Regions from separate parts of the Mus musculus genome. Here region 1 is linked to region 2. The links are chromatin loops, found by intact Hi-C in ENCODE. Cell type or tissue: heart. All regions are shown on one strand. Each heading gives the region's core, and the rest is flanking DNA. Links, peaks and the distances in the headings are about the cores only. Region 1 holds the start of Gm51460. Region 2 holds the start of Deaf1 (DEAF1, transcription factor).

The links. Hi-C counts contacts between places; a loop is a spot of excess contacts. Peaks named below come from ENCODE experiments on the same cell type or tissue, not always from the same donor. Only the 100,000 strongest peaks of a DNase experiment are listed, where the experiment ranks them.
Region 1: it touches region 2 in a loop (2.1-fold over the local background); 1 of 42 quality-filtered maps calls a loop at or near these places.

The regions. Positions count from the first base shown.
Region 1 is chr7:141,225,936-141,230,321 of GRCm38, forward strand. Gm51460 reads right to left here and starts at 3,681. Exons shown (of 1, transcript XM_030243134.1): 1 at 2,271-3,681. The coding sequence starts at 3,276. The coding sequence ends at 2,788. It overlaps Phrf1 (PHD and ring finger domains 1), which reads left to right and starts at 2,853. Exons shown (of 18, transcript NM_001081118.1): 1 at 2,853-2,956. In heart, for the core only: CTCF peaks have their summits at 773 (motif pointing right) and 2,498 (motif pointing right); DNase peaks (open chromatin) are centred at 2,036, 2,586 and 2,716; H3K4me3 peaks cover 1,887 bases; H3K27ac peaks cover 2,101 bases.
Region 2 is chr7:141,325,469-141,329,854 of GRCm38, forward strand. Deaf1 (DEAF1, transcription factor) reads right to left here and starts at 2,257. Exons shown (of 12, transcript NM_016874.3): 1 at 1,811-2,257. The coding sequence starts at 2,102. It overlaps Tmem80 (transmembrane protein 80), which reads left to right and starts at 2,662. Exons shown (of 6, transcript NM_001141950.1): 1 at 2,662-2,798. In heart, for the core only: no CTCF peak of the experiment used is centred there; DNase peaks (open chromatin) are centred at 1,623, 2,233 and 2,683; H3K4me3 peaks cover 3,159 bases; H3K27ac peaks cover 2,582 bases.

The sequences.
Region 1 (4,386 bases), core at 87-4,086, 100 kb before region 2:
TAGTGGCTATGGATTCCAGAAGATTAAATATCCGGATTCAAGGTCATCTGGGATTAAAGGTGTGGTGGAACACACCTTTAATCTGGCCTATACCTTCTGCTGGAGAGACCATATAAGGACATTGGAAGAAGGGAGTCTCGCTCTTGCTCCTTTGCCTGCTTGCCATGTGGGACTGAGTAACTGCTAGATCCTTGGACTTCCGTTCACAGCTGCTACTGAACCATTGTTGGGAATTGGGCTGCACTGTAAGTCATCAATAAATTCCTTTACTATATAGAGACTATCCCTAAATTCTGTGACTCTAGAGAGAGATCCCTGACTAATATAGATACTAAGTCACAAAGAGGATGGGGAGCTAACCTCAAGCTACACAAGTGATGGTCTAAAGTACCTGAGTCTAGATCCTCCTCCATCTGCATGCAATTGAATGGTTCACAGAAAAGGGAGGACAGGACGTGTTCCAAGGGAACTGTTTCTGACACCGTCCTTTTTTCTTTACTTCCAAGCAGTAACAATATTTTTAAAGTTATTAGTTCTGTGTTTGTATGTGGGCATATACACAAGAGCAGGTGCCCTCAGAGGCCAGAGGCATTGAATCTCTTGGAGCTGGAGTTGAAGACGGTTGAGAGCCACCATGCGGGTGCTGGGGATTGAACTCTGGTTCTCTGGAAGAGTAGCAACCACCTCTCTAAACCCACCATTAGGAATATTGATAATTTTCCTTTTTTTTAAAAAAAGACTTATTGTGTATACCTAATTCTGTCTGCATGTATGTCTACAGGCCAGAAGAGGGCGCCATATCTCATTATAGATGGTTGTGAGTCAACTTGTGGTTGCTGGGAATCGAACTCAGGACCTCTGGAAGAGCAGCCAATGCTCTTAACCTCTGAACCATCTTTCAGCCACAATATTTCTCCTTTTTAAACTCCTTTAAATTTCCTCTTCTTAGCTAATTCTACTTATCGTTCTCTTCCCAGCAAATCAGCGAATTTACTGCATAGTTACCATGCTGGCCTTTCCTGTTCAGTCTTCTGAGTTTCTCTATACTTCCTCCAAGACTGATACTCTCAGAGTCTCAGATGGGCCTTACTCCCAGCCCCATCGTTTTTGAGTTAAGAGTCTCATGTAGTCTAGACTGTTTTTGAACTCCCTGTGTATGCAAGGATGACCTTCTATATAATCTTGCCTATGCTTCCATATCTAATTTATTTTGTGCCAGGGATGAACCCATGGCTCTGGGCATGCCAGTCAAGCACCCCTCCATCTTAACCACCCCCCTGCTCCCAGGTCCTTTCTTTCCTTTGAGACAAAGAGGGTCTCTTTGTAGCTCTGGCTGTTCTGGAACTTGCTATGTGCTCCAGGCTAGCCTTGAACTCACACTGGTCCGCCTGTCTCTTCTGAGAGTAAAGGTTATGTCACCCTGTCCAGCCCCAGATCCCTTCTTGATGTATGTGTTTGCTTCTCCTTTTCTTGTTTTCTTCAGTACCCTACCCTTGAGTTTCTTTGTAGAATCTGGACTTTTTAGCACTGAAAGTCCCAGGTTCCAAAGCTGGTCCCCACTACCACCACATTTTATCTCCAAGGCAGCCTTTTGTCCTCTGCTCTCTGGGGATAACCCTAGCTTTCCCTCTTCTAAGTAGACTCCTATCTCCTCATCTTCATATTCTTCCTTCCCTCTCCTCCCTGCCCCTCTCATCCAGTTTCTCAGTAAATCTACAGTCTGTCTTCTCCTCCTTTCTTTTTCTTTTCTTTTCTTTTCTTTTTTTTTTTTTCTTTCTTTCTTTCTTTCTTTCTTTCTTTCTTTCTTTCTTTCCTTTTTTTTTTTTGTTGTTGTTCTTGTTGTTTTCGAGACAGGGTTTCTCTGTATAGCCCTGGCTGTCCTGGAACTCACTCTGAAGACCAGGCTGGCCTTGAACTCAGAAACCCGCCTGCCTGCCTCTGCATCCCAAGTGCTGGGATTAAAAGCGTGCACCACCACTGCCCGGCTACAGTCTGTCTTCTATTCCTATCAAAAGCCATCCCTTCTGAGCCACAGTGGTCCCTGGACCACAAAATGGGCAGTTGAGTCCAGTGAGCCATGATTGCCACCTGTTTAGTACCTCAGTGTCCTCTGATCCCCTCAGCCTCTAGGTCAGTCTCAGTTTTGTGGGTCTGAATTTTCCCTGAGTCCTCTCATGGTTCTTCCCCTAATCCTATTATGCTCCATACTTTGACCCCTCTCACCAGGCCTTTATGCGTACTAGGCAAGAAAGTGTCCTACTGCCAGGCGGTAACCTCTAGTTCTGTTCTTTCTATTAATTATCTGTGCCATACAATTAAGTTCTTCACGGTGTTCACAAGTTACTGTGCCTCTCCTCGCCGGGCTGAAGGGGACGGAGGAGCTCGTATATACAGGATCCATCATGATTAACTGCATACTGGAAGGGAACCTGAAGACCCAGGGGACATCCTGAAGCTTTTCTCTAGCGCTCCTCCAGCCGCGGGCTGCAGTTAAGTCCAGCCACCAGGAGGAGGCGCTCACGGGAGGGCGGGACGGTTGTGGGCGGAGACGTGGTCCCGGGGCCGCTCCCATTCATCGCGGCGGATGGGGAGTCGGACTGTACCAACTGCATGGAGGTGAGACCCACAGCCTGGTTTAGTGCACTGGTGAGAGCTCGGACAGCACACGCTCAGCAAAACACTGCTCTCCTCTGACAGTACTTGTGATGGGCTAGTCGGTGTTCTGAGAGGAAGGGGACGCGCTAACGTCTCGTCATCCTCCGCCGCGAGTTCCTCCCCGTTTTGGCCTTAGTAGTTTCCACCAACGGGCAGGGCAGAAAGTTCCGGAAGAGTATGGGTGCACTTCCGGGTCGGGGAGCGCGCGGCGACGGCGGCGGCGGCTGACCGGCCTACTTGCGGTCGTGTTCGGACAGAGGCGGGATCGTCTAGGAGCGTCCGGGAGGCGCGAGGTTCCCGGGTACGTGCGGTAGCCGCTCTGGCCCGGTGTCCCTGTCGCGTCCGGCCGCGCGGGCCACCTATGGTGGCCGTACGCTTTGTCTGTGGCCTTCCGGGCCGGCTAGGCCTACGTCGCTCTGGCCGCGGGTCGGTCCGGAGGACGAGAGGGTGGCTGAGGCCTCGAGCTGAGCCCCGGAACGTCCGGCTGCGACCGGGAGGCCCATGGGCGTGGTGCCGGCCACCTGTCTGGTCATGCGGGAACCTGGACTGGTGCATAAGAAAGGTGTGACCCCTAGCTACCTGGTTTTCTGTCCTGATGGCCCTCGCCCTGGCCAGCACCATCTGAACTTGCCCAAATTGTGCTTGATGTCGCGATTATCGTTTTCCTTAGTTCGAGGAGCCCTCCCAGCATTCTCGAGTAGGCACCACTGTCGGAGCTTTACAGCCATAGTTCGGAGAGGTAAAGTCACTTGTCAGTGTTACATCGCTGCAGAGTGGCAGAGCCAACATTGCTTTCAAACCTGTCTTCCTGTCTTGTGTTTGAACCCCGGGTTGCTCCCATCGTGTCTTGAAAGGAGTACTCTGCAACAGAAAACAGTAACGTGTCTGGCGACTGTCATCTTGGCCAGTGGTTGGAAGCACAGTTGGAGTTTGAGATTGACTTGCAGCTCGGCATTCCTCCTTTCTCCCCATAGACCACTCTATACTCATTCCTCTGGGAAGAATGCTGAGTGAAAAGGGCAACCTGTGGCGTCACTCAGCACTGAGAGAAAGCCAAGACTTGTGTGAGTGAGGTTCACAGAGTTCCTTATAGCTCCTCTTTTCTGAAAACTGGGACCATGACCGAGGTCCCCGTCATGAATGGGCCAAAGCTCTGTGTCTATCTCAGTCTGCATTTTCTAATATCAGAGACGGTGTGTTTCAGCAGGAGTCTGTGGCAAATTCTCTGAGCACCAGGTAGACGTAAGATAGTTTATCAGAACTCTTCTCCCTTTACTGTTCCCAGGCAGGAGCAACATGTGACAATTGACATTCCTTAAGTTATGCCCTCTGTGTTTAGAGACCATCAGCTCTTCTCCTGGCCTTTGACCTCTTGGAGAAGGGTTTCGCCCTTCCCTGTGGCTTTGAGTGGATAGCCTGTGTGTTCTTGAGGCCGATGGACCTCTAGGATCTGGGGCCCCTGATCTTGAGCCCTATTTTTCAGCTTTCTTATGCTGTTTTGTTTTGTTTTGTTTTTCTCTGACTGTGGACATTAGGTTTGGTGGGAAGCATAGGGTACCACAGGATAGGCTAGTGAGTTTTTGAATGAATTTTCTGTGAAAGGGGCTTCCTCTGGAAGTAACTGGGAAAGTTAGGTGGCACAGAGGAGTAAAGACCACATATATGAATAGGTTCTTATTTGGGGAACTAGAGCTTGGTACAGAAGGAAGGTCATATCTAGTGACATTTATG
Region 2 (4,386 bases), core at 290-4,289:
AAAGAGAGAGAGAGAGAGAGAGAGAGAGAGAGAGAGAAAGAGAGAAAGAGAGAAAGAGAGAAAGAGAGAAAGAGAGAAAGAGAGAAAGAAAGAAAGAGAAAGAAGCTCCAGGAAAGGGACCAGAGATGGCTCAGCAGTTAAGAGCACTGTCTGCTCTTCCAAAGATCCTAGATTCAATTCCCAGCACCCACATAAGTGGCTTACAACTCCCTATAACTCCAGTTCCAAAGGAACCGAAGCCTTTTTCTGACTCCAAGGGGATCAAGCAAACATAGAGATACATGCAGGCAAAGCAGCCACACACATTAAATAAATTAACTTTAGAAAAAGAAGAACAACAACTCTGGGAAGAGATCCGGATGGCTCAGAAATTTTGAGCATGCTGTTCTTTCAGAGGACCCAAGAACCTATGTGAGGTCCTCACAACCATGTGTAACTCTAGCTCCAAGAGGAATTGCAGGCACCTGCAATCACATATATACACATAAAAATATATATATATATCTTTTTTTTTAAAGCTCTAGGAAGCTTCCCTCACTCCTGTGACTGGATCTAGGCTTCAGGTAGGTAGGTACAGCAGAAAACACGCGGAAGCAAGGGTTCTCCACCACTGCGTTCCAGTGCCAACGGTCTGAACACCCACCCAGAGTTAAGCTTCAGCTCTGATGTGCCCTGAATAAAAGCCCAATGCCAAGCCTGCAGCTTCACACTGGAAAGAACGAAACAAGACGCATGGCAAAATGATGGTCTTCCAAGGATTCGCATGTACAAGCATAAAACATATAAGAGCTCCAATTGGTAGGGAGTTCAACACTCAGGAAGGTCAAAGGGTGGGGTGTGTGGTGGGATTGTAGGAGGCAGTTTGGTGTGGTATCACCTGTACAGGGTGATACAGCTCAGCTCAAGGCTCCATTTGTCATAAAACATGAGAATCGGGTGCTCTTTGTGTGAGAAAACAGAAGGAGAAAAATGGAAAACTAAGTGATGGAGAAGGAGGGGATATCTGCATAGGAAGACTAGGAGATACAGCACGGAGCAGCTCATGTCACAATATAAAGCAAGGCTGGTTTCTGCATCGTTACCTTTGCAAGGTTGCCTGCCTTGGATGACTCTCTTGCCCCTCTCATGTCACACTTGAACTGGCCTTTGAGACAGACAGGTCTACCAGCAGTAATGCTGCTGACCATACCTGGGGCACCTCTAGAACAGAACTCACATGTGACCCATCTGTGCTCTCAGCTCCCAGGAAGCAGCAGGAGAGGACAAGGCAGGTGGTAGGTACTGAGAAAGTTCCAAAGGGTAAAACAGACAAAGAACAGAGAGGCACACTCACACAAGGGAGACACGTCTGTATACAGTGCAGAGCAAGGCTAGAGGAGTGAGAGTGTGCTGTGCGTGTGCATGTGTGTGTGCAAGATGGGCATGCAGGGCACTGTGAGATGCAGGGCAGGGAAAGAGCAAGGGTGCAAGTCATTGTGAGATGCATGGGCAGGTGCAGAGTAGGTGTTCAGGGCATTGTGAGTGCACGGGCAGGTGTGAAGTGCACAGGTGGTACAGAGCATGTATGGGGGGCAGGTGTCAGGTGCAGGGGCATGGACAGAGGCAGGGCAGGCGTGCAGGTCACTGTGAGGTGCACTGGCAGGGCAGGTGCTGGGCAGGTGTGCAGGACAGGTGGAAGAGAGCCTTCCCTGGAAGACAGATGTGCATGACAGATGCACAAAGCATATGGAAAGTGGCCTGTGCCTGGTGCATGTGTTCAGAGCTTGCACGCGGGAACCCGGTGAGGCGCGAGGCCGGCGGGCGCACTTGCCTGCGAAGGCGGCGGCGGCGGCGGCGGCCTCATCGGGGCTGGGCAGAGCCTCGGTACCCATATCCATGTGCCCAGATTCGGCCGCCATCACCGCCACAGCGGTGACCCGCCGCGTCTCGCGCTCCGCCTCGGAGTCTGCGTCCTCCTCCGAGTCCTCGTCTCTGCTTAACACCGGCTCCTCCGCCTCGCTTTCCGCTGCGGCCGCGGCGGCCGCCGCCACCGCGGCAGCGGCCGCCACAGCTGCCGCCTCGGCCAGGCCCAGCTGTTTTGCCGCCGAGTCCGAGTCCTCCATACGGACTCCACCGAGTCCGCCCGAAGGCGCTGTCCGGGACCGCCCGAAGCGCCAGGCACCGAGCCCGAAGCGGGGCCCGAAGAGGCCGCCCGAGTTGGGCCGAGGCCGCCCGAAGCCACCGCCCGAGCAGCGACCGAAGAGGCAGTCTGACGCCCGCCGAACCGAGCCGAAGCTGCCCGCAGAGCCGAGCTGATGGCCCGAGTGTAGAACCGAGCAGCTCCGAAGTTTCCCGAAGCGCAGAATCTAGATAATACGAATGGTCCCGAAGCTTCCCGAAAGCTTACGAGCGTTTCTTGCTCGCTGTCTAAGAAGCGGATCTGACTGTGGTCACCGACCGATAGAGCTGGCCGGCTCTGGGCAGTTTCTCCCCTGCTTCCAACGAAGTCTGGGTTCGCAGACAGACCCTGGCGCCACGGGATTTCTCCAACCCCCTCTCGGGGCGGCGAAAGCCGAACCCACACGAGGCCTCGCCGAACTCCGCCGAATACCTCCGAGCCGAGTTCTCCGGAGCCTCAGTGCCCGCCTCCTTCTATCCGAAAGCTCCCGAGTATTGCCGGACGGGAGAATCGGGCCTCGGCCGCTGTCGGACGCTCGCTGCACCGCGCGGCGGGAGGAGCGAAGATGGCGGGAGGGTGCGGCCAAGAGGCTGCTGGGATTGTGGCGGACCCAGCGGCAAAATGGCGGCCGTGCGGCCAGGTGAGGCGGGCGGGGCTACGCGATCGCAGGGACAGTGTGGTCTCATGCTGTCACGATGAGAGGCTGTCTGGGCTGGCTCTGCAACTCCTCTGATTGTCACCTTGTTATTCCGGAACCTGGTGGCTTAAGCCCACTAGCCCGGATTTCTGCGCCGGAGTTGGAGAGCGAGGGGTGGGGGGGGTGTCTTCCGGTTGGGCGTGGGGGCACTTCGGGTATCCCGGCGGCTGTCCCGAAGCTCGTCTCTGTATTCCAGTGATATACCTGAGGCACACACTGGGATACGCCCCTGTATACAACCATATCACACCTTCTGTGACCCGGGGTCCACCTGTGGATTACCCAGAGTACACTATGGTGGCATACGAACTACACAACCATATTTCACTAAAGCTGACATGCATGGCATACCTATGGCTCATCCTGAGCACACCCTTGGCATACCCGCTGCTCACCCCGAGTACGCCCTTGATACACCTATCTCTCATTTTTTCGATATACCCTTGGCACACCGGGTTTACACATTGAGAATATCCAGGACAACCATATACGTATATTCAGCTCACCCCTGGCATATCCACAATACACTCGAGTTCCCCTGTTGCTCACCCCAGATGTAAGGATGAATAAGAATTACGTTTGTAGGGAAAAAAAATGACTTAGTCAACCTCAAACAACTAAAGCAGGCTTGTTCCAGAGACGTGGCTGTTAAATTCTGGCCATTTGATGATCAGGGCACAGGATCTAGTCACTCAATGACCACAGTTAGTTCAAGACAATAGGCCACTCGCTTTAGACTGGGGTTTTTGTAGCTAAGGGTAGGGAAAGGGTGCTTGTTAAGAGCATTCTAGATAAGTTAGCTGTTTTCCTTAGACAAACTGGTTTTGGAATTTCTGGGTCTTTTGTCTTCTTTTGCACCCGTAGGGTGTCTGGGATAGGGATTGGTGTCTGAAGTCAAGGTCAGCTGCTTTTCTTCCCCAGTTCTCAAATTCCTGGCTTTCTGGAACTTTGAGTCCGTTGGCTTTGATGGGATTTTTTTTTTTTTAAACCAGGTATAGCTGTGACACACCCAGTGTGTCCTAGGGTACATCTTGTCACACCTGCAGCTTACCACATATTCATTCATAGCATGCCTCTGGCATGCGCTAGACTCCAGATATTCATAGCATACATTCAGCTCATCCCAAGCACACTTATAGTTCTCCTCAGCACCTCCAAGGCATACCTGAAGTATACCTTGGTACACCCATGGCATACCTGGTTTACACCAGACACAACCAAGGCATAATGTCAGTTTACCCTGGGTGAATACACACCCATACACACACACACACACACACACACACACACACACACCTGTGGCTAACCTGAGTCCCGGGCAGCCAGAAGGTGCTGTAGTCAATATTTCACCATGGCTGAGTCCCAGGCTAAATGAGGAGGTCTGAGCTCAGATGATATGCAGGCAGGGTCCAGTGCTAGCAATATGGAACAGAAACTGGTCTTAGCCAGCTCAGACCAGTGTTTGTCCATCCATCCATCCATCCAGTTTCCCAATGTTCCTTAATGAAGCAAATTTCAGAAATGTGATTGT